Regions from separate parts of the Mus musculus genome. Here regions 2 and 3 are each linked to region 1. The links are chromatin loops, found by intact Hi-C in ENCODE. Cell type or tissue: left cerebral cortex. All regions are shown on one strand.

The links. Peaks named below come from ENCODE experiments on the same cell type or tissue, not always from the same donor. Only the 100,000 strongest peaks of a DNase experiment are listed, where the experiment ranks them.
Region 2: a loop joins it to region 1, with 4 times the contacts of the local background. A loop is called at or near these places in 15 of 42 quality-filtered maps.
Region 3: it touches region 1 in a loop (2.2-fold over the local background); 15 of 42 quality-filtered maps call a loop at or near these places.

What each region holds. Positions count from the first base shown.
Region 1 is chr9:22,050,551-22,058,550 of GRCm38, forward strand. Elavl3 (ELAV like RNA binding protein 3) reads right to left here and starts at 1,473. Exons shown (of 7, transcript NM_010487.2): 1 at 1,040-1,473. The coding sequence starts at 1,048. Zfp653 (zinc finger protein 653) reads right to left here. Exons shown (of 9, transcript NM_177318.3): 4 at 7,254-7,865; 5 at 6,951-7,128; 6 at 6,737-6,848; 7 at 5,864-5,978; 8 at 5,443-5,542; 9 at 4,861-5,343. The coding sequence ends at 5,166. In left cerebral cortex, CTCF peaks have their summits at 1,579 and 4,465 (motif pointing left); DNase peaks (open chromatin) are centred at 714, 968, 1,552, 3,968 and 3 more places; H3K4me3 peaks cover 2,428 bases; H3K27ac peaks cover 1,857 bases.
Region 2 is chr9:21,973,688-21,981,687 of GRCm38, forward strand. Rgl3 (ral guanine nucleotide dissociation stimulator-like 3) reads right to left here. Exons shown (of 19, transcript NM_023622.4): 6 at 7,917-8,000; 7 at 7,603-7,818; 8 at 6,997-7,100; 9 at 6,815-6,899; 10 at 3,695-3,742; 11 at 3,503-3,589; 12 at 3,258-3,290; 13 at 3,052-3,173; 14 at 2,263-2,358; 15 at 2,105-2,173; 16 at 1,921-2,020; 17 at 701-853; 18 at 335-449. Among named protein-coding and RNA genes, the nearest start is that of Rgl3, 12 kb to the right of the region's middle. In left cerebral cortex, a CTCF peak has its summit at 4,552 (motif pointing right); a DNase peak (open chromatin) is centred at 3,944.
Region 3 is chr9:21,958,246-21,966,245 of GRCm38, forward strand. Swsap1 (SWIM type zinc finger 7 associated protein 1) reads left to right here. Exons shown (of 2, transcript NM_025870.1): 2 at 1-25. Epor (erythropoietin receptor) reads right to left here and starts at 5,331. Exons shown (of 8, transcript NM_010149.3): 1 at 5,072-5,331; 2 at 3,959-4,091; 3 at 3,446-3,621; 4 at 3,203-3,360; 5 at 2,445-2,598; 6 at 2,279-2,366; 7 at 1,516-1,603; 8 at 654-1,425. The coding sequence starts at 5,186. The coding sequence ends at 814. In left cerebral cortex, CTCF peaks have their summits at 2,418, 3,806, 4,371 and 6,334 (motif pointing right); DNase peaks (open chromatin) are centred at 2,787, 3,350, 3,524, 3,855 and 2 more places; H3K4me3 peaks cover 1,948 bases; H3K27ac peaks cover 2,643 bases.

The DNA.
Region 1 (8,000 bases):
GCGCGGGGAGCTAGTCGCTCAGGGAGGCGGGGGTGGAGCCAGGGTGCGGTGAGCACTGGCCAGCCCCGCCCCGGGACACGCCCGGGCTGCGGGGTGGAGGTCCTAGGGCTCGCTTGAGGCCAGGTCCAGGGGGCCTAGGGGCGGGGCCTGGATGGGCGTGGCACGACAGGGCGTGGCATGTCGGGCGGGGCCGTGAGTTCGGGAGCTGACCAGCTCCGAGGCTGCTGAAAGCAACCGTGCGCCGGCCAGGCGGCCCGATTTGCGGGCGCGTTCAAGGTCACCCTGCGGCCCGGAGCCCTGACCGGGGAGGGCGCGTGCAGCAGGCCCTATGGAGTACTGCTGCAGCCCCGGACGCCCTCACCCGGAGGCAGCGGCCGGGGAACGGGGAGCCCCCCTCCCGCACTACCCCCCCCCCCGCAGCCCCAAGGCCCCGCGCGAGGCTACGGCCCGGCGGAGAAACAAAGGGATCACGGCGGCCGCCGCGAGGCCTCAGGGCGCCCCCTCCTCTTCCCCTCCCCGCTTGCCGCAAGGTCGACGGGGTTCGAGGACGAAGATGCCCGCCTTTCGGGTGCGGCTCGGGCTTAGAGCAGCGCGATCCGACGCCACCCGCCTCTCCATCTCCCCTCCCCCCCAAAAAGCTCTCAGAGAAGGCCGAGTGGCATTACCCGGACCAACAGTGGGAGATCGTGGCCCTTGTCCTCCTGGGCGGCCTGCGGGTCTGGGCCTGGGATGCTGGAAGCATCCTCCGCCGCCGCGGCCCCTCCCCCACAGCCTTCCAGTGAGGAGCCACAAGGACCACCGGGTGGCTGAGGGCACCCTGTACACAGCCTGGCTTTCCAAAGCCTCTCGAACCAGGCTCCACTCCCCAAAACTCCGGATGCAGCTCTGGCCACTCTCAGGCCCGAGGCGCGGTACTACCCCCCCCCCTCCCCTAGGCCTAGCTAGGCCTGGTCCTACCCCCCCACTCCCCGCGTTTCCGTGGAGCCAGCCTCCGCCCCTCCCTCCCGTGTTCGTCTCGCGGCGACAAGGGAGTACCTACAGTGACCATTCTTGTGTGCCCGGCGGGCGCGGTCCGTATCGAGGGCGGCTCCGGGGGTCGTGCACTCCTAGGGGGGCGCCTGGTGCTCACGCCGGGGTCCCGCCCGGGCGTCTGCGTCTGCGGCCGCTGCAGAGGAGGAGATGGAGGCGGCGGCGCCTTCGAAGGCCGGGAACTGACCCGAGCCTGGGGATGCGCGCTTCGACGGCCAGACCCCCAGCGGCAGGTGGATGGAGGGAGCGGGCACGCAGTGGAGGGTGCCCGGAGCGCGGCCCCGCCGGGCCTGAAGAAGTCGCTCTTTCTGTGACTGAGATCTCGGCAGCTCTGCCTTCTGCGGCGGGCCCTCAGTTCGGCCTGTCCCGTGCCGGGTGATGGGTCCTCTCCTCTCGCCCGCCCTCCCTCCCTCCCACCGGCCCGCGCTGCGCGCTCCGCGCTCTGGGTCGCACTGCCGCCGCCCCCAGCCCTTTATAGAGGCAGCTGCCAGCGCCGGCGTCGCTCATTGGCTGAGACGGTGGGTCTCCGCCTCCTCCCGGCTCCCGACGGCGCGGCAGGTGGAAGCGAGTGCGGGCCTAGACTCTGCGTGCCAAAAGAGAATAGGATGAGGCATCAGATCTTGGCTCTTTCTTGCCTGCGGACTCTGACTCTAGTCTTGACACCACTCTCGAGTATTACTTTAGCTTTGCCGACAAATTGGGTTCCCCTCTTCAGTCCAGCATCTAACTCTGAAGGGGTAAAAAACAGCCTTTGGTGACCCAAACACAACCAGGGGTGCATGGGTGATGTCTGGGAGGGCTGGGAAAGGGCAAACACTCAGACCCAGACCCGTTCTGCTAGATCCGAAGTGAACAGTTTTTGTTTCCACATGGCCTCTGGTGATATTAGAATACTAGGTGTGGTGAGCCAGGAAGGTAGTTTGAGTCTAGCATGGGCTACACAGCACTTTATGCTGATCTGGGCTACATAGCAAACTTCAGGCTGTTGCGTGCTGCTTAGGAGACCCTGGGTTTTTTTTTTTTTAATTAAAGAACAAAGAAAAGAAAATCTAAACAAACAAACAACAACAACAACAAAAAAACCCAAACCAAACCAACCAACCAACCAAACATAAAACAAAAGTAAGGTGAGCACGATGTAAGGCTAACTTTAGAAGATAGTCAGAGTGATCAAGAGTTCAAAGCCAGCCTGGGTTACATAAGACCGGTTCTCAAAAATAAATAAAATAAAATAAAACAAAACAGAAGGCTGCAGGAAGCTGGAAAGATAGCTCAGCAAGAAAAGGTTCTTGCCATACAGGCCTGGAAATCTGATGTTTGTTTGTTTGTTTTTTGAGACAGGGTTCCTCGGTGTAGCACTGACTGTCCTGGAACGTCCTTGATAGGTCAGAGTGGCCTCCAGCTCAGGTATCCATCTGCCTCTCCCAGGTGTTGGAATGAAAGATATTTGCCACCATGCTAGGTAGCGACCTGAAGTGTGATCCCCTGAACCCATGTAAAGAAAGAAAGAGAGAATCAACTCTACATGGTACACACACACACACACACACACACACACACACACACACACACACGCACATGCACACACACTAATAGTAATAAATTAAAAAAAAATGGGTTGAGGATTGGTTCAGTTACTAGCCCATGAAACCCCAGATCCGATCCCTAGCACCACATAAACAAGCCTGGAATCACAACACTGGGGGTGCTGAGGCAAAAGGGTCAGAATCTTAAAGTCAGGGTCAGTTATGTAGTGAATTCCAGGCCAGCCTAGGCTACATAGACCTTGTAGCAAAATGAACAAAAAACAAAGAAGAACAGCAACAGAAAAAAGAAAGAAAGGAAAAGTGGTGGCGAGGGAAATGATTGAGCGTTTAGGGTGGTCTTTATCATCCTTGGAAGGACACACATTGTGTTGGTTTTAAGTGTGCCAAGTACTCTAGACCTCAGAATGTGGGCGCTAGCACCTTTTCTGTCAGGGGGACATCACACTGCTCCGAAGCAGGTGAAGAGGTTTGTGCTAAAGGTTCGGTATGATAGATCCCCATTAGACTCATACAGCTTAAGAGGTCATAAATAGGTATCCAAACTTGGATAAGCAAGACTTGAGAGTCGTACTGATTGTTTGGCTTTTTGGGCATGTATTTGGTTGTCCTGTGAAAGCACGCTTTTTATTTTTTTATTATTATTTTTTTAATTTTTTAAAGGAGGTTGGAGTGGCAACACCTCCTTTAGTGTTTAGAACATTTGCTGGAGCGGGATTGGGGGAGGGGGGTGGCTCACGCAAGGCTTCAGCACCACAGACAGCGGTCTGACAGGGTGGGAAAGTGGGAAAGCGCTGCTGGGAGCAGCCAGAATCACAAGACCTAGCCTAACCTCAAACTTTTTGTTTTGTTTTGAATTAACATTGTGTGTGTGTGTGTGTGTGTGTGTGTGTGTGTGCGAGAGAGAGAGAGAGAGAGAGAGAGAGAGAGAGAGAGAGAGAGAGAGAGAGAGAGAGAGAGAGAGAGAGAGAGAGAGAACATGCACGTGTGTCATGGTGCATGGGTGTGGGTCAGAGGGCAATTTTCAGGATTTTGGTCTCTTCTTCCAAGATGTAGCGCCCTGGAATCGAACTCAGCCAATCTTGGGGGAAGGGGGTGAAGGTAGACGCCTTTACCCATGAGCTGTCTCAGCAGTCCTATTCTTTTTTTTTTTTTTTTTTTTTTGATTTCTCTGTATAGTTCTGGCTGTCCTGGAACTCACTTTGTAAACCAGGCTGGCCTCGAACCCAGAAATCCGCCTGCCTCTGCCTCCCCTGCCCGGCCCCTATTCTTATTCTTGTATGCCCTTTCAGGATCCGGTTTGTCTAGAGTGCGAATCAACCTGATTTAACCAATCAGAAATGGCTCTCGAGAGACCCAATTGTAAGAAGCTCTGGAGATTGAGCCAATGAGAGGGCGCACGCGCTGGAGAGGGCGGGCTAATCACAGTGATCCACACAGTAGGGGCGATGGCAAAGCAGGCTCCTCCGGGTTTGTAGGGCAACTCGGCTGCGGAAGCAGGACCTCCCCCAAATGATAGCTCACCCCTGACCCCACGTTCCCCTTGGCTGGCAGTCAGTCTCTGCAGCCAGGTTACTCCAGGGGCAAAGGTCCCACCGTGGTTCCCATGGAAACTGCCTGCTCCCACTGCCTGAGTAAGAGAACTGGCTCTTGGAGAGCTTAGACCAGCCCCGTTAATTCTGCACCAGGCTGATGTACCCCCGAGTCCCAAGAGGGAATTGGGTCTTGTTGCCACTCCCTCGGGACCAATCTGCGCGTGGCGCCGCAAGGCTCCCAAGGGCACGTGCCAGAGCTCGCGGCTGTGCTCCCCTGGGTCACGTGTCAGCTACTATTTCGTCCGAATAGACAAACGGCTCGCGCACCACCTGGTGGTGGCACCTACTTCTTCATGAGTCTCCCCGCACGCAGTGGGTCCAAGGCAATTGTTATGCCACGGTGTCCTGTTCCAGGAACACACTGAGTCCTCCCATACAGGGATGGATTCTCTGTCACTCAAGTTTAAGAGCAAAAGCCACCTCCTCAGGGAAGGTTCCTAACCCAACCAATCACTCCATTTTTTGCCTGATGCTGTCTACATTGGAGTTTCCAAATGTTTGTTCAACAGCTTAGCTCCTCCCACAATTCTCTGGGCCAGGAACAAACATTCTGTAAGGGATGGAAGGTGTGGGCATCAGGATTCTAGCCCCCATCCCCTACCCGTGGGAGCAGAGGCTAACAGGAAAGATCCTCGTGTGTTATCCAAAGGTAGCCACTCCCAACTTAGCCTGGGTCAGGAAGAGAGCAGGTTAATTGGTCACAAAGGGATGCCCAGTGCCCACAATTATCCAGGCTTAGGGGAAGGGCAACTCTTTTTTCACTTTAATCTCATTCTGTGCTCTTGACACAGTTCAGCAGTGCAATCCCATGTGCCAGCTCCATGGGTGGGATGTGATGGGGCAGGGTGGGGCACCTGCCCAGGGAAGAGTGGGAATGCCTCCTTCCGGCCTGCGGTTGGGGCAGCCCCTGTGGCTGGCTATCTAGGGCTCTGATCGTCTGGACATAATGTCCAAGAGTACAAATAAATAGAGGCTGAGGTCCATGGGCATGGGCACGTCAGGTAGGTTTGTGGTCCGGGTGGCTTTTGAGCGTGTGGAACTTGACACTGTCCAGCTTCTCGAAGCGCTTCCCGCAGCGATCGCACGTGAAGTTGTACTGCACCTCGGCTGTGTGCTTCTTCATGTGCCAATTGAGCGAAGCACGCTGCCGACACTGGTACCCGCATATCTCGCACCTGCGTAGCAGGAGAGGGGGCCCAAAGGCAGTTCACCGCGGGCTGAGCCTCCCCTGCAACCCGCTCAGGTCACCTCCCTCCCTAGCGCTGGACACTCACTGCAGGGGCGTCTCCCCAGTGTGCGTGCGCCGGTGCACCTCCAGATGGTTCTTCCTCTTGAAAGACTTGCCGCAGGTCTCACAGGTGAACTCGCGGACGCCTGCAGGTGGCAGCGGCCTCAGGACCCCGCCCAGTAGAGGTGGCTACAAGGAGCAAGCTCTCCCCACCCCCACCCGGGCACCAACATCCACTGGAGTGACAGCAGGTAGGAAGAGGGCTTCTGACACAAGGTGTCAACTGCCAAGCTAAAATGAGCTTGCATATGACTCGTGTCGGGACTCAGGACAACTGCACATAAAAACCAGTGCCGGGTATAGGTATAAATGTGGGAGTTCACGGGTACAGCCTAGGCTTCCTGAACGCTGGAATTTACACATGTGCACTACACCTGGCCTATGGGTTCTAGCTGGCAGGGCCTGACCTGAATGGATGATCATGTGGCGTCGCAGGTGGTTGGATAAATAAAACTTCTTGCCACAGCCAGGGTGAGGACACACTTTGGTCTTCCCTTTTCGGTGCACAAGGTTGACGTGGTTCTAGGGGTGAGAGGGGCAGGAGTGGGTGCCATGGGTCCACGGGGGAAGGGGCTGTTAAAGTGGGGAGACATGCAGGTAGCCAGGACATAAGCCATAGCTGGCCTAGACCAGGAAGTGAAAGAGGCATCCTAGTGTCCAGCTTGGACAGGAGTACTGGGGTCAAAAAGCAGTTTTTCCAGTCCTGGCCCAGTTCCAGTTAACCTCGGTAGGCTCCTGCCCAGTACTTGGGAGGAAACCGAGGCTCCAGAGCACAAAGTTGGCTGATGCCTCTCAAGTGCTGGACTGCCCCTGGGAGATTTGAGTCTCTTCTCTCTTTTTTCTTTTTCTTTCTTTAACCCATGAGAACAGCCTAGGTGCTTAAAACATTCTCAGCAAGTTCAAAGGCTTACTGGTGCGGCCTTTTGTGTGAAGTGATGAGGAAACACCACTCTGCCTCTCCCTAGGGTATACTATCCACACTATAGAAGGTGAGCTATGGGGAAAGTTCTAATTATAGAAGAATCTGGCGCTCCCATGGCTAGTGCCTGAGGCCAAGATCAAGAGCGTGACCTGGGAGATGCTGGCCAGATCAGGTTGGCTATACCTATGTCTGCAGACATGGGGTCGAGGAAGTCAGAAGTCAAGCAAGGCCAGCTGTGAAGAAATGGGCTCATGGAGGCAGGCCCTACACCACTGACACCTGGTAGAGCCCTCTACTGCAGCCACATGGCCCAGGCCAGCTGGACCCAACAACAGGCCTGCCTGGGGGGTGGCCTCACCTGGAAGCTGCTGAGAGCCACATACACCTGGCTGCAGCCCTCGTATGGACAGTGGAACATCTCCAGCAGGCCATCAGCATCCATCACACGTGACCGCTTGCTCCGCCGTCTCCTGGAGAGAAGGGGCCTGTGGCATCAGGGTGCCAGTCCCCAGTGGGCTATAACCTGCAGCTGCCCCTTGCCCTTGGTCCCACCCATCCACCCTAGCACCCACTTCTCGGGCTCCTTGGGAATCTCATAGATGATGGCTGACATTTCACTGCTGTCCAATTCTTCTCCATCCACTTCTGCCTCTGCCTCTGCATTCTCAGGCACCGTGGCTGCCAGCTCTGCCAGCTCTGGGGCCACTGAATCCTCTTTCTCCTCCTTGAGCATATACAGGTCCTCCTTCTCTACGGGGTGACACGGGGTGGTGTCTGTGGGGATAAGGCTGTCAAGGAGCTCACTTCGAGGGCTACTCCTTTCCCTCTGCCACCCTTCCCAACCCCTGCCAAAGGCCACAGTGGCACCCCCAGACCTTTCTTGGTCTCAATGCTGGCTATAGAGGTGGTATCCATGGTGCTGTGCTGAGTGCCCTCGGGCTCCGTCTGTGTGTAGGCTGCCACACCCTCCATCATGGCACAGGGCACCTCCTCACCCAGGCTGCTGCTGGGAGTGCCGCCGCCAGCAGCTACATTGAGGCGGATGCCCTCGGCTGTGAGAGCGTCATAGCCAGGACCAGCAATGATGATCACCTGGGAGCCGGGCACCATGCCTGACACCGGGCAGCTGGCCACCACCTCACCCAGTGCCTCCTGGGGCATGTTCTCAAAGAGGGTGCCGGGGCCAGTGCCCACTTGCATGGGAACTGGCACACACACCACCGTCTCCAGGGCCTCAGGCCCGCTGCCTGCAGGGTTTTGGCACAGAGGGGTGCCCTGCTCAGCCAGGCTCTCCACATGGTGGACGTCAAAGGGGATATGAACTCCTTCCTGAGTGATAAGCCCACTGCTGCCCGTGGGGCTGGCAGGGGTGAGAGCTGCAGCAGCAGCTGAGGCTTTGGCTGGCTGGGTCTCAGGAGGCTCCTCCGAGTCAGAGCTGGAGCCCGAGCTGGATGAGTCAGAGCTGCCAGCCACCAGGCCACTGCCCACTGCAGGGAGAAGAAAGGAGACAGTTACTAGCTGGGGAGGTGGCTCAGCTTAAAGTGTTTGTTTATATATACAAGGACCTGGGGTCCACTCCCAGAGCCCATGTGAGAATACCATGCACGGGGACTAGAAAGACT
Region 2 (8,000 bases), 77 kb before region 1:
GAACTCAGCAATTGGCCTGCCTCTGCCTCCCGAGTGCTGGGATTATAGGTGTGTGCTACCACCACTTGGCCTCGCTCAAAAATGAAATATATGTAATGCAAAAAGAAAAAGAAAAAAAAAGGTTTTTGCAGGAGAAAGCACGGAGCATCCGGCTCCCTTCGCTTCCCAGCTGCAGGTGCTGATTGAACAGTGGCCTCAAAGTTCTGCCTTCCTGCCCCGCCACGATGGACCGTAGCTCCGGAACCATGAGCCGAGATAAACCTTCTCTTCAGCTGCTTTTGCCAGAACCCATGGGCCCCAAGCCCAGCTCAGGCTGCAGGCTTTCTCTGCTTACCTCTGTCCCCAGGCAGGACCTGGAAGAGCTGGTAGTCACGGGCCCAGGGCTGGGGCACATTGTGCTTCTCCAGGGCTCTTTGCACCACGCTGGGGGCTTTGTCCTGACAAGTAAGCTGGAGAAGAACGAGAAAGGACCTGTGAAACGCTCAGCGGGAGGAGGCTGTGCTAGGCCTGACAACCTGAGTTTCGGTGGTCAGTCCCTGGTACCCGCATGGTGGGAAGAGAATAGTCTCCTCCAGCAAGCTGTCATCTGATCTCACATACACACTGCATAAATGTAATTTAAAAACAAATTAAAGAGGAAGAGGTGTGAAAGTGACTGGGTCTCAGATCTAAGACATGGCTGTCCCTTCCCAGCCCTCACCAAGATGCTCCGATACAGGTTCCCGTGGTTATTGTTGATGCTGACTCTGATGACGCGGGCCTCTGACGTCTGCTGCCCGAGGAGGGGAACTCGGGAGCTGCTCGGAGTCAAGGTCACGGGCCAGGGCCCTGGTGGGTCCATGGTCAGGGAGAGCTGTAGGCAGTGTGGGGTGGCGGAGGCTGCAGCCTTGCTCAGCTGTGTGCTGAGAAGCACGAGGCTCCCACCCCACTGTATACAATCAACTGATGAACACACAGCACTCACAGAGTCCTCACACATGAGAGCCTGGGCACCACGCAGTTAGGGTACACGCACAAGGCTGGGTACATGTCATGCCATCACACACAAACCACAGTTCTCTGTCACAGAAAGAAACGGACACAGGGCCCATATACCCACAAAGCAAAGGCCACAGCAGGATCCTAAGCAGAGAGTGTACAGTGTGCATACACAGGTGTGCTCACAGTTGGAAACCTACAGTACCCCATCAGAGAGCAGCCGAGCAGCCACATGCGTCATCCTGTGGATGTTTGGAGTATTTCCCTGTCATGTGTGCAGGCAGGCAAGCCTAGGGACTTGTATGTCTTTGAGGAAGTGACAGTTGGAGCTGCTGTCACAGAACTGTCATCCCAGCTATTTGAGAGGCTCAGGTAGAAGTTCAAGGCTAGCCTGGGCAACTTAATGTGACCCTGTCTCAAGACAGTGAGGGCCTACGGCACGGCTCAGTGATAATGCCTTTATGAGGTCCTAGATTCAATGCCAGTACTTTTTGTTTGTTTGTGTTGTTGTTGAGACATGATGTCATGGAGCTTAAAATCATAATGTAGCCAAAGATGGCTTTGAACTCATGATCCTCTTACCTCCAACTCCCAATTACTGGGATTACAGGCCTGTACTACATACATTTAGCTGGAGTACTGCTCATTAGGGAAAAAAGTTGTAGTGATCACTCCTGATGTGCCTGCAGATAGGTGGGGATCCAGGTCAGACTGACTGAGGAGAAGCCAGAATGGTAGGTGATTGCTCATTGGCGGTGGAGATGTCCAGTCTCCCAGATAAAGCAACAGAGAGCAGCCAGACTCTGTGATACATACCTGCAGTTCTACACACACGCACACACACACACACACACACACACACACACACGCACGCACACGCATGCACACACTCTGAGCCTTGGGTGCCCCAGTCCTTTATAAAATCACAGATTGTCCTGGTACCTTGGTGCTGGGGCTCTGAGGCCCTGGGGAGGCTGGAGGACTGCCCGGAGGAGGAGGCTCTCGGTTTCTAGGGCTGGATGGGGGTGAACCTGGAGACACACTGGTAAAAACACAGAATCAGACTGGGAGGACTGGCGTGTCTTTTGTCCTGGCATCTCTAGTCCCCTCTGCCTCAGACACTCACCTGGAGGTAGGTGAGGACGGATCCCCGGGACTCCCGCCAGGAGATGAGTTCTTCTCTCGGGACAGCTTCCTAGGGTAAGGACAAGGGATGTCTTACCTCCAGGAGTGGATAGCCCCAGTTTCTACCTACATGGCTTCCCTACACATCCCGACACTCACGCACTGAGACGCTTTGTGAGGCTGATGCGTCGCCGGATACGAGGGGAGCTGGGACAGGAGGCAGCTGGTGGCTCAATAACACGGGAGACTCGGTAGCTAGAGAGGTTCAGGAAGCAGAGGAGGTAACGGTTAGAATGAGATGTGAACCACTTCTGGGGTGAGGAGGAGAGGGGTTAGAGCCCTGGGTCAAAGTCAGGTTAGAAATGGGAATCACTGGGGTATCAGGGTGCATTACAGATGCGGTGAACTGTTTGGTTAGTGGGGTGCAAAACATTCACAGGTGAGATTAGTTAGGGGTGTGGCTCATACATAGAGTGCTTGGCTAGAGTCCCCCAGTGGGCTGTGGCTGTGGCATAGGGGTCACACCCGGCATGTGTGTGGCACTGAAAGTGATAAATAAAGCAGAGATTCCAGAGCAGAACCAGGCCAGCTCTAAAGTTCAGGGTAAGGTAATTCGGGGGATCAACTGGACGTGAGTGGAAGCAACGGGCTGACTGAGTTGGACAGCGAGAGAGTTCCTCAGACTAGGACTGAGTGATCAAGGCTGCAGATTTGGATAACAAGATCAGAACAGTTGGGACAGTCAAGCTGAGTGGCAAAGTGAACAGTAAGGGCTAAAACCGGAGTGTAGGGTGGGTCAGGATTAGGGTTGGAGGAGGGTGATGGCCTTCGGGCGGGAGAAAAGAAAGGTCCTGGGGTGGAGTTGCCTTCAAGATGGGGCCTGGAATATTTCTGGAAGGGAAGGCAGGGTGGGTTGAATGAGTGACGTGGACTTGTTTCAGTGGTCACCTTTGCTCCTCGCTGAGCTGGCGCTGGGCTCGAAGTGCAGCCAGGATTGGCGGGCGGGGGCTCAGGCTGTAGCGCTGGCAGCGTTGCTGTAGCTGCTGGATTCGGGCCAGGATCTCCCACTCCTGGGGGGGTGTCTACTGAGATCCTGCCTCAGCCTGCCTCCCACCCTTGGGCATCTCACCCATCCCCAACACCCTCCCACTTACCTTCCTCCTCTTTTCAAAGTTGATGAGGTTTCCCTGAGGGGGCAAAGCTGGCTTGAGCTATAGTATCCAGGGTCAAGGGTCAAGGGTCAAAAGTCAAGCTTAAGAGCTAGGGTGGCACAAGTCTCTATGGTAAGCGGGGGTGGAGGGAAATATGAGTTCAAGCTAGATCAAAGCTGGATGTCTGGAGAACTGTTGTGTTGGGGATAATAGGTCAGGGGTCAAGAGTCAAGGGTGGGAGGTCAAACCTTCAACGTATCCGGTAAGGCTGTATCCAGCATAACCAAGTCTGTGAGGAAGGTGCCAAGGTAGGGGACAGGACCCGGGGGCAGTTTCTGCAACCCCCAAAGGTTCAGTTATTCATGGGCATCACTGACCCCACACCACTCCCCCAGAGTTCCCCTTTCACCCCGATCCCCATCATGAACCATACTGCTTACTGATGGCAGACTTCCTGAGGGGCAGTCATCATCCTCAGTGGTCTCCTCCTGAGAGGAAGAGAAAGACTACATGAATCCGAGGCCCACTTTGACACTTCTCACGGAGGCACATATGGAGGCAGCTGAGCTGGCTCAGGAAGGAGGAGGGCCTGCTGCCAAGGCTGGCAACCCAAGTGGGATCTCCAGGACCCACCCGAGAGGACCAATCTGACTTCCAGAAGCAGATTGTGGTATGAGCATCCTTCCACACACACACACAAGTAAGTCACAAGCCGGGGGCTAGGGCTGTAGTGGGAAGGGCTGGGTCCCATCCCATGCAGTGCATAAACTGCCTGTGTCAGTGTATTCCTGTCATCCCGGCACCCCACACAGAGGCAAGAAGATCAGGTGCTCAAAGTCCTCCTTATCCTACAGGAGACCCTGTCTTAAAACAAAAGAACATCACAAATAGGTTGTTAATGCCAAACGGGGCGTGGAGTTAGCCTATGGACAGTTAAAGCCGGAAGTCAGGGCGAGACCAGAGTGGACAGGAAGAAAATGTTTGTCCCCAGTCTACTTAGAACTGCCGACTGGGGATCTCTGGCAGGACCTGAGCACACTTCTGAACAGCAAGGTCTGTTTTGTCCCCATCTGGACTGGAGTCCCCTGGGAGGGCAGGGGTGTGCTTGGTTCTTGTAGGTTAGAAATAATGGCTGTCACACAGGGGCTTGGCTTTCTGCCCATTGAAGGCCCCTCACCTGAGACACACTTTCACTAGAAGGTTTTGTTTTGTTTGGGGGTTCTTTGTGTGGTGGTGGTGGCAGCGGGTGCAGGGGTGGCAGCGGTGTGTATGCAGTACCTCAAAGGGCCAGAAGAGGGCATCAGATCCCCAGGTGCTTAGTCACAGGTGGTTGTGAACACTGGAAACAAACTGGGGTCCCCTCAAAGGCTGAAAGTGTTCTTGACCACTGACCATTTCTCTGGCTCCCCAGATCTCAGTTTTGATTTTATTTCCCCCTAATTTTGTTTTGAGACAAGGTCTCACTGTAACCCAGTCTGGTTGTAAATGTGGGATCCTCCTGCCTCTCTCTGTTCCTGAGTCTTATGTTTACAGAGGAGAGCTATCTACCTATTTTCTTTCTATCCATTAACAAGACTCTTCCTCCCCTCCCCCATTTTTGTTTTGTTTTTGAGACAGGATCTCATGTAGTCCAGGCTGACCTCAAAGTCTCTTTGTAGCACAGAGTGACTTTGAATTGACCTTCCTGCCTCTGCCTCCTGAGTGCTGCGGCGACAGGTCTGGACAGCCTCACCCTTTTTTTTTTTTGGTTTGGTTTTTGTCTTGTTTGTTTGTCCAAGACAGGGTTTCTCTGTGTAGCCCTGGCTGTCCTGCAACTTGGTCTGTGTTACCTGGAGCTCAGAGATCCACCTGCCTCTGCCTCTCAAGTGCTGGGATTAAAGGTGTGTGCCACCACCACTAGGCTCCAACCTCACCCACTGTATACAGTGCTGGGGATGGAGCCCAGGGCTTCATCATGTGATGTAAGCCTCTGCCAACTGAGCCCCAGCTCCAGCCCTGCTTGGTGTTTACTGAATACCTACTGTGCTGTCATGCGCTGTTTTGAGTGCTGACTAGCCAAGGGTGACAAACTGTCTGACCATTAGTGAGGGAAAGATGGGAGAGTCAAGATAACTCATGACAGGGAAAGCAGAAACAAGGGGCACTGGGTACACAAGGGGACGGTGAAAATGATGGGAGGGGGTGCTTCTTGAAGGGAGAGCCATTTGGGAGAGACATGCAGGGGGCGAGTGGGCAAAGCACACACCTATCTTGAGGGATACAGAATATTCCAGAGCCAGAAATCTAGCTCCATGTTCATCTGCACAGAATTCACGCTGAGGACAAACTCCCGATTCTGATCACAGCTGACACCTGCTACAGTAAGTCGGACATACTGGCCCACAGTCACAACCCTGCTTATCAAGGTAATTCCCCAAGCGTGGTGCCCCCCCAGCCCCACCCCCACCCCCTCGCCGGGCCATAACGTTAGCTGCAGGGAATCGTTCCCTCTGAGCTTCTTGGTTTTCGCTGAATGAAGACTGAGTGTGAGTAGAGAGAACAAGCCGGAAAGAGGAGAGCTGGGCTGCTGCGGACAAGACCACCAAAGGAAGGACTCTTCCCTAGGCTCAGAGCCTCCTAAGCCATGGCTAGCCTGGAGCTTGCTATGCAGACCAAGCTGGTCTTGAACTCAGAGATCCACCTGCCTCAGCCTCCCAAGTGCTAAGATTAAAGTATGTGCCACCAGGCCCTGCTTTTTAAAAAAAATTTTGTTTTGTCTTGAGACAAGACCCCTTGAACTCACTATGTAACCAAAACCATCCTTGAACAACTGATCCTCCTCCACCTCCCAAATGCAGGGATTAGAGGCTACACCACCTGACCTGAATTATACCGGCTTCACACCTATGATTAAGATCTGTTCCCAGCCCTTTGTGCGTGTGTGTTCATGCTCGTACATTAGGCCAGAGGTCAACATCAAGTATCCTGGGGCTGGAGAGATGGCCCAGTGGTTACGAGCATTTGTTGTTCTTGAAGGTGACCTGGGTTTGATTTCTAGCGTTTATGACTCTAACTCCAGTTCTAGGGAACCTACCTGATGCTCTCCTTGATCTCTGTAGGTACCATGAATGTACGTGGTACACACACATACATGGAGGCAAGCAGTCATAAACATTAAATAAATAAACACATAGATAATAAGCAAATAATAAATACCAAGCATTTCCTATATTGATCTTTGTATTTTTGAGCTAGGGTCCCTCGCTTAAGTTGAAGACTGATGTTTTGGGCTAGATTTCTATCAAGTGAGCCCAAGTCCATCTGTGTATGCCTCCCGCGCTGGCTGCTGGAATTCCACATCTGCCAGCCAGCTTTTACCAACTGAGCCCCTCTCCCCATCTCCATACTCTTGGGATATTTGAGACAGTCTCACATAGTTCCACACTAGTCTTGTTATATCACCCTGGCTAGCTTGCTGTGTAGACTAGGCTGACCTCGAATTCACAGTGATCCTCCTGCCTCAGCCTCCCAAGTGGTGTTGTTACAAATATGAATCCCTTGAATTCGGGGGTTCCTAATACCTGGGAAAGAATCGCTCGGCTGCTGAGATGGTTATCCTCATCAGAAAAAATCTGTGACAGTTTCCTGAAAACAGACAGCGGTTCCCTGTAGGGGTGAGAGGGGCACAGTCAGGCTCAGCGGGGGTGGGAGTGGGGAGGGGGGCACCTGGGATAGGGCATACTGTGCATGACATCCAACTCACCGGCTCACAGCTCCCCAGCTGCGCTTGAGTCTGTAGATGGGGTTAGATTGCAGGGCGGACAGGATCGCTCGCAATGAAGAGAAATTTCGTAGTTCCCTGCACCGCTAGGGGTGAGAGGGGAGCTCTGGTCAGCAGCCACACTCCACTGCTGTCATCTCCCAATCACAGCTCCTTTGTTATAGTAACTTCGTGGTTTGTTTTGGTTTTAAAGACAAGGTCTGGTTACACAGGCAAGGCTGATCTCTAACTCTCCATCCTCCTGCCTCCACCTCCCAAGTGCTGTGATTACAGGTATGTGCCTCTATACCCAGGCTGTGGTTGGATTTTCTGATACCAGGTCAGATTCCAGGTCTCATAACTAAACATGCAAACAGATATTTCCCTTGCCTTTCAGGAGCCTCTCTGCCCCCCGCCCCCCGACTCCCAACCCCAAACCTCTCAGCTGAACCTGGCTTCTTCCATCTACCCCTATTCCCTTCTTTCTCCACTCTCCCACCGCAATACTAGTCTTTCACCACACTCACTTCCAGTCTCCGATCCTCAGCTTCTCCAATCCTGTGTCCTACAATGCCTGAACCCCACCCGAGCCTCATCTCTGATGCATACCTGGGCGATGCGAATCCATTTTTCGATGCGCTGTGCCCTCTGCGAGGCCGCCAGGCCGGGCGCAGCGAGCACCGAGCCCAGCACGCAGCCGGTCACCGTATTGAACTGGGCTACGGTGGCACGCACTGTGGGAGAGATGCCTGCAGCTCCTGGCCGGTCGCGCTGAGACCACATGGAACCCAGGCATTCGCAGGACCTCACGCGCAAGAAGAGCTCCTGGGTAGGGGAGAATGCGGGTGAGATGTGTGCTCATCGTTCAGGCCTCCTGCTGCCCTCCCACCGTGCCGCTGGCGGTGGGGGGGGGGGTTCCCCACCACATCCATAAGGGTCAGCTGCTCTGCCACGTCATCCACGCTGAAGTCCAGGAGCTCTGGGCCTTCTGAACTGGGGCCTTCCTC
Region 3 (8,000 bases), 92 kb before region 1:
AAGCTCTATTGGTTCACCACATTGGACTCTGGTGGTCTGTGTACTTGGGTTTTCTGTCCGGCAGGAGATCAACAGTGGATATGACACTAAGTTTTGGAGCAGTGTGTATTGACAGCTAGTGACATATACACTGACCATTATGTCTGTCTTCATGTCGCCAGATCCAAAAATTCAGTGCTAGCTGTTTATTTCCATGTCCTAGGTCCAGGCAGAGATGGGGTCCCAGGCCATGGCAGAGGCCTAACATGCAGGAAGCTCTAGTACAGTGCCTGGCACCCCTGAGCTGGGCATGGCACCTCTGAGCTGGGCGTGGTGGAGCATGCCTGGAGCCCCAGCACTGGGGAGGGAAAGACTGAAGCATCGGGAGGTCAAGGTCACCTTCAGCTACCGTGTCTCAAACAACTAAAATATGGGCCAGCAAGAGAACTCCTGAGGGTTGTGGTGCAGTCTGCAGTCTTTGCAGCAACCCAAAGGCAACATGGGAGGCCGACAGGAGAGAGAAACAAGCACACAGACAGCTAGCCTGGATCAGGAAATAAGGCAGGAACAAGGTGCTCTGCATTCAGGTGAGAGGAGAGAATCAACTTCCATACATGAACTGAGGCATGCCTGCACCCACACTCACGCCATACATACACAAATAAGACAAAGTCAAGGTAGAAAAATCGATATATATATATATTTCTATATACAGACAGATAACTCTTAATCTTAACATTGCAAGGCTGTCTCTTCCTGCTCAGAGGGCCAAGGTCAGCTCTGACTTTAAGTATGGCTTCACCAATCCCGTTCAAGACGTTGTAGGCTGGAGTCCTAGGAGCAGGCCACATAGCCGGGATGCAGAGGCTCTGAGTCTGGGACAAGGCTGTTCTCATAGGGGTGGGAGTAGGGGCCATCAGATGAGTCCCCGTGGACTCCCTGAGAGCCCCCCGAACTGTAATCTGTTGAGATGCCAGAATCGGACACCACAAGGTATAGGTACTTCAAGTGAGGTGGAGTGGGAGGTAGCTCGGGAGGCAGTGCCCGAGGGCACAGGAGCTGAGAGCTGGGGTCCAGGATGGTGTACTCAAAGCTGGAAGGTGAGGTGCCCTCTGGCCTGGGCTTTGAGGCCAAGTCAGACGGGCAGGAAGATGTTTCTGAAGCTTCATCCATAGTCACAGGGTCCACACTGCCCCCAGGCCCTGAGAGGTTCTCACTGCATGGGGTCCGGGGCAGCAACCACTTATCCAATACCAAGTAGGTGTCCTGGGCATGCTCACTGCCCACCGGCTCCAGTAAGGGCCCCTCATCATCTGCCCCTGGGTCCCCAGCCTGAGTCACTGCCCAGCGTGGCTCTGAGAGGACCTCTAGGTGGGCAGGTGGATCCTCAGGGAAGGAGCTGCCCGGGCTCCACCACAGACAACCATCACGCTGCAGCAGCCACAGCTGGAAAAAGAACACCTGCGCTCAGAGGCACCTTCAGTGTGCAGCGGCAGCAGCAGCCCCCAGAATAGAGAACACAAACAGGTCACCTACCTGGAAGTTACCCTTGTGGGTGGTGAAGAGACCCTCAAACTCGCTCTCTGGGCTTGGGATGCCAGGCCAGATCTTCTGCTGCAGAGTCCTATTGAAATCGTTAGAAACAAGTCCATGGACCTGTGACACTGCACACTCACCTGTGCCCTCTTAAACCCACCACCACAGTGACTTTCAGCATTCCTGCAGGAATGAGCAACAGTCTACGGAGGAGGCATTAGCAAGGCCCCACCAAAGGATAACAGAATTTTGAAGGATGCATAGGAGTTTGGTATATCCTGCCTCACACTCTTCACCATTCCCGTCCGTAGGCTAGGGATGGGTTGGATCCCCAGAACCACCAAAATTGCATGCATGTTTTTCAACAAAGTAAATAAACGCAGCCATGAAAGGCAAACAGGATGTGTGCTTACAGAAAAGCCGGAAGGGCAAAGCTTTGAGTGCACTGGGAATTGTAAATATCTCAGCTAGTCAGATCATTAAAGCCACTGGCTTAAATCTTTCCCATTAAACTTTCTGGTTGATTTGACAAAGTTGACGACATTGGGAAATGGAACCCACAAAGGAATGCAGGAAGGAGCCTGCGCTAAGGTCAAGGGAACTCCAGCCACTGCCCAAGAGTGACATTCAGGAGTGTGTGTGTTCTAGCACTGACCTGCTGCTTGTTACCCTGGGCAAGTGCTCACCCCATCTGAACTTCGCTTTCTCTAGAAAGGGCGATCCCAGGGGACGATCTAAGTCAGACCTCAGGTGAGGGGCTCACCGGCGGTGGGACAGCAGGGCCAGAACCGTCAGCAACAGCGAGATGAGGACCAGAATGAGAGACAGCGTCAAGATGAGAGGGTCCAGGTCTGGGAGGCAAGAAGGTCAGGGAGTTTGCCTGGTGTTTGGCCCAGCTCCTCCTGCACCCCGAGGAACTAGGGCCTCACCGCTAGCGGTCAGTAGTGACGCGGGCTCAGACCAGGCACTCCAGAATCCGCTGAAGCTCGGCTCGGCCATGCGCGCTCGAACAGCGAAGGTGTAGCGCGTCCCGCCCCGCAGGTTGCTCAGAACACACTCAGTGCGGCCTTCCAGGACCTCCACCTGGGGGCGGGTGGAGCCAGGAGACAGCTAACCAACACACCCAGTGAGAAAGGGATTTGGGGGCTTTCACGGAGGCACCCTAATTATGGGGAGGGTACTTGGGGGTGTTCAAATAATAGTATCAACTGATCAGTCCCGTTCTTGGCTCAAAGCCAATCAGATAGAAGACCCCAAAGTCAGGAACTGGCTGTGGGCCCTATAAAGGCAGAGACAGACACCTGACAGAGATCTTGATATCTGGGAATTTGTACCAGGTTGTGAAAGGGGCCGAAGCTCTCTGATGGGTTGCCCCAGAGGCATGAGCATCCATCAGAAATGCTCATGGGGGTCGGGGGACAGAGCTCCAATGGTATGGGCCGACGATATGGCTCAGTGGACCCAAGTGATGGGAATAGAAAGCTCACAAAAGTTGTCCTTTGACCTCTACAAGTGCACAGTGGCAAGTGTGCACCTCTCCCACACAAATAAACATCATTTTTTAAATATCTAAATGTCAGGCAAGAGAGCAGTTTTAAAATAGCGATGGGATGTTGGGCACTGGGAGAGGCACTTGAAGGAGTGGGACTTTGGGAAGGTTGGGTGCGGCTGTTCTCTTAGCTCTCACCCTTTGTGTCCCTCCTGCCCGGTTGCCTGCCGACACGTCCACTTCATATCGGATGTGGGTGGTCATAGGTGCTCCAGGAGGTGGCAGCCAGCGCAGCACCACGTGGCTGCCCTCTTCTGCCCGGCGCGCCAGCAGCCCCGCGGGGGCGTCCAGGAGCACTGCAGAAAGTGAAATGGATCCTGTAGGCGGGGACCCAGTTCGGTCCCCACCCCATCGATGTCGCTCCCATCCCCTCTCACCTACCTACTTCATTGATATGGATGATGCGGTGATAGCGAGGAGAACCGGACGCCTCCGTCACCTGCAGCTCCAGCGGCACAAAACTCGATGTGTCCGCTGTTGGCAGTGAACACCAGAAACGCACGGAGCCGCGGACGGTGGGAGCCTGGTGCAGGCTACATGACTTTCGTGACTCACCCCTGTGCGATCGGGGGAACCAAGAAGAAAAGGTTGAACAAGTAGGGAGGGCAGGAGGTGATTGGAGAGTTTCGGATTTCTTTGGTCCACATCGTGGGGACCAGAGCATTTTTGACTACCACGATGGTAGTGCCCTAATTCCAACGTAATACCTGAGTCCATTGATGGAAAAGAATTATTCCAGCTCCGGCCACCCAGGGGCGACCTCCACACCATCCGCACCACCCCCATCCCCTCCTCCGTTCCCGGAGTTTCCCACCCTTAACCTAGTCTCCAGGCCCATCCAGGAAGCTCTGCTCTACCCACCCCTCCTAAGGCCACCCAGTCCTGAGGACTCACTCGAGCTGGTATGAGAAGCTGTAGTTGAAGTCCATCCCGGAGCTCGCCGCTTCCTCCCAGAAACACACCAAGTCTTCCAAGCGTTGGGTGAAGCACAGAAGTTCTTCGGAGCCCCGGGATGCCAGCAGGGCCGCTAGAAAAGGGGATAGCCATGGCGGGGGGAGGGGGAGATCAGGGAAGCCCAGGTCTGCCTTCCACGGTGCCCTTACCCTCCCTCTTGTCGCCTGTGCAGATCCGATAATTTTAGTGCCCCGCCCTCTTCTCCAAAAGGGCCTTCGAGGGGTCTTGCAAAAGTGGCGCCTCAGAACTCCCAAGAGTAGCGACCCCGCCTGCCTTGTTCTACTCCTCCGTGCGCACGCCCACTCACCCTGCAAGTTGAGCGCTGTTCGCCCCGCCCTAGCGGGTGTGTGTGAGCGCAGAGAACTCGGCCTCCTATCGGTTCCCGCAGGCACCCGGCTGTCCCCCGATAGCGCCAACCGTGTCCCCCGCCCCCTTCCTCCTCCTAGCAAGCCGTCCAAAGGACCTAGCACCATCCGCCCGCCAAACTGAGTTTACAGTCTGCAGCGGGTCTGTTTCACAGTCTCTGGGAGCTCGATCCCCTCCCCCAGGAGAGCGGACCTAGCACTACCTTACCCTTGCCATTTCTACCATATCCCAGACTCCCTCAAAACACGAAACAGAGCCGAATGTGTTGGCTCTTGCAGGTCATCCCAGCAACTGGAGGTGGAGGCAGGAGAATCAGGAATTCAAGCTCAACCTCAATTACATAATGAGTCTGAGGGCAGCTTTGGCTACACAGACGCCGCCTCAAAACCAGAAACAGTACAGGCGAGTGACACATGCCTTTCATCCTAGCAATTCCAGGACATCCTGGAATGTCTAGCGAGATCCTGCTTCAAACAAACAAACAAACAAACAAACAAACAAACAAACCAACCAATCTTAAGCCTCTGCCCTGAGCATCACTCCAGGGCGAGGAGACTCTGAGATGCCTCATCGAGTTCAGACACCAGTTTGGCCCCTAGGACCCCATCTGGAGGTTCAGGGGACATTTAGCCCCTGGGACTCGGGCTGGGAATTCAGACCACAGCATTGCCCATGTACAGTTCTTACCTTTGCTCTCAAACTTGGGGTCCGGGAGGCTGGGTGAAGGTGCCCAGGCTGCCCCAGCAAGTAGGAGACAGAGGGGGCCTACCCGAGGCCAGAGGGGCACCCTGAGTTTGTCCATGATGCAGCCCTAGCTTCAGGAAGCTCAGGGCTCCAGCGCCCCTGTTTCGTCCCCCCCACCTCTCCTTCCCTTTCCTCTTTCCCCTTTCCCCTAGTCCACAGCTGGGTCAGCAGCAGCTGCCGGACACAGCTGACCAGGAGCTTCTAAGTGGCAGCTCCTTCCAGGGGGCGGGGCCAGCTTGCAGGCTGGGGACAGATAAGCTACAGCCACCAAGGGAACAGGGGCCTTCTTGGGCACAGCCACTGCCTAAACCAGTGTAGGGGGTGGGGCAGACAGCAGAGTTTTGTTTCGGGTGGCTTTGCTAATGTGGTCACGGACAAGTGACTTATGTTGTTTCACCGTCTAGGTCTAGTCCGGGCATCTGTGAATCCAGCCTGCTGTGCAGCCGGCAGGCCACAGATGGAAGAGAGGCTCTCGCTCCAGCCAGTATCTCTTCCCCAGCTCAGTTCAAAATAAGAATCCTAAAGACAACTAGCAACTGGGTGTGTGAGTGGAATCAGGCTGTGTAGCGTGACAGACACGTGCTATGGTGTTTTCTGTTTATGAATTACACGGATTTGGGAATATGAAATATTTACTATTTTTAAAATTACATTTGTGTGTGTGTGCATGTGTGTGCATGCACAAATGCAGCAGGATGCTTGTGGACAGCACAGAACAACTTGGGGAGTCAGCTCTCTCCTGCCTTGTGCTCCTGGTATTAAGCTGAGGTCTTCAGTATTGGCAGAAAAATCTTTGACCAGCTGAGCCAGCTCACCTGAGCCATCCGTCTCACCAGCCCTGATTGTTTTGGAGACAGTGTATCCCAAGCTGACATCAAGCTCCCTGAATAACTAAGGATGATGTTAGACTCCTGGTCCTCCTGCTTTCACTTCCTGGGTGTTGGGATGACAGGCATGCACCACCTATGTGGTGCTGGGACTGGAACCCAGAGCTTCACCTTACTGAGCAAGGGCTCTGCCAACTCTACAGCTCCAGTATTGCTTGCTTTCTTCCATGCAGGATGTCACTAAATAGCCCAGGCCGTCTTGGAACTGTGGCAATCCTCCTGACCCAAGCTTCTGAGTGCTCAGATCACAGACCTGTGCTTTCTTTCTTTTCTTTTTTTTTTTAAGACTTATTTATTTATTATATGTAAGTACACTGTAGCTGTCTTCAGACGCACCAGAAGAGGGCATCAGATCTCTGTTACAGGTGGTTGTAAGCTACCATGTGGTTGCTGGGATTTGAACTTCGGACCTTTGGAAGAGCAGTCGGGTGCTCTTACCCCTGAGCCATCTCACCAGCCCCAGACCTGTGCTTTCTATACTTAAAAATAAAAAAAACAAAGTTGAATGGCGGGTAGTGGTACAGCACTTGCCTAGCAGGTGGAAAACCCTGGGTTTATCCCCAGAACCCCCCAAATACAGAGATAGGTGGATGCATACATATACATACATAAGTACATAGTACGTACATACATACATACATGGGTAGATGCATGGATACATACATACATGAACAGACACATATATGGATATACACATATACACAGATACAAGTATGTATATGTTCACATATGCATACATGCATTGACACACCCATGGACAGATAGGTAGGCAGATAGATGAATACATACATACATTCATATATACATACATTTATGATACAGTGGTTTAAATGAGAATGGCTTTTATAGGCTCATATATTTGAATGTTTGGATCCCAGTTGGTGGACTGGGCTGGAGAGATGGCTCAGCGGTTAAGAGCACTGACTGCTCTTCCAAAGGTCCTGAATTCAATTCCCAACAACCACATGGTGGCTCACAACCATCTGTAATGGGATCTGATGCCCTTCCTCTTCTGGTGTGTCTGAAGACAGCTACAAATGGGCTGGAGAGATAGCTCAGTGGTTAAGAGCTCTGACTGCTCTTCCGAAGGTCCTGAGTTCAAATTCCAGCAGCCACATGGTGGCTCACAACCATCCGTAATGAGATCTGATGCCCTCTTCCGGTATGTCTGAAGACAGCTACAGTGTACTTAGATATAATAATAAATAAACCTTAAAATAAATAAATCTTAAAAAAAAAGTGCATCCCTGAGGGCTGGAGAGATGGCTCATGGGTAAAGAGCAGTGACTACTCTTCCAGAGGACCTGAGATCAATTCCCAGAACCACAACTGTCTGTAAATCAAGTTCCAGGGGATTTGACACCCTCAGAAAGACATGCACAGGCAAAACACCAATGCACATAAAATAAAAATAAATCATTTTTTTAAAAAGCTGTGGCCATTTTGGGTGACATGTGTCACTGGGAGGTTGGCTTTGAGGTTTTGAAAGTCAATGACATGCCCAGTCTCCCTTGTGCTAAGCCTCAGGATCAGATGTGAGCTCTCAGCTACCACTCCAGCACCGTGCTTCCCACCATGATAATGGACTTACATTCTGCAACTGTAAGCAAGTCTCCAATTAAGTCTCTTAGTTTATGAGTTTCCTTGATTGTGGGGTCTATAGAACAGGAACTAAGACCCATACATACATACATAATATACACATACATACTACATACATACATACATACTACATACATACATACATACATACATACATACATACATACATGAATAGAGAGCCAGGGAGGTGGCTCAGGGGCAGTTTGTCTCCAAGCCAGATGACCTGAGTGACAGAAGTGGCACACATAAAATACATACAATATAAACCACACAAAACATATAACACATAAAACAACAGCAATAAAGGCAGAGGTCAGTGTGACACTCTTCAGAAACCTGTATAGTGGAAGGACAGAACTCATGCGGCAAGTTGTCTTCTGACC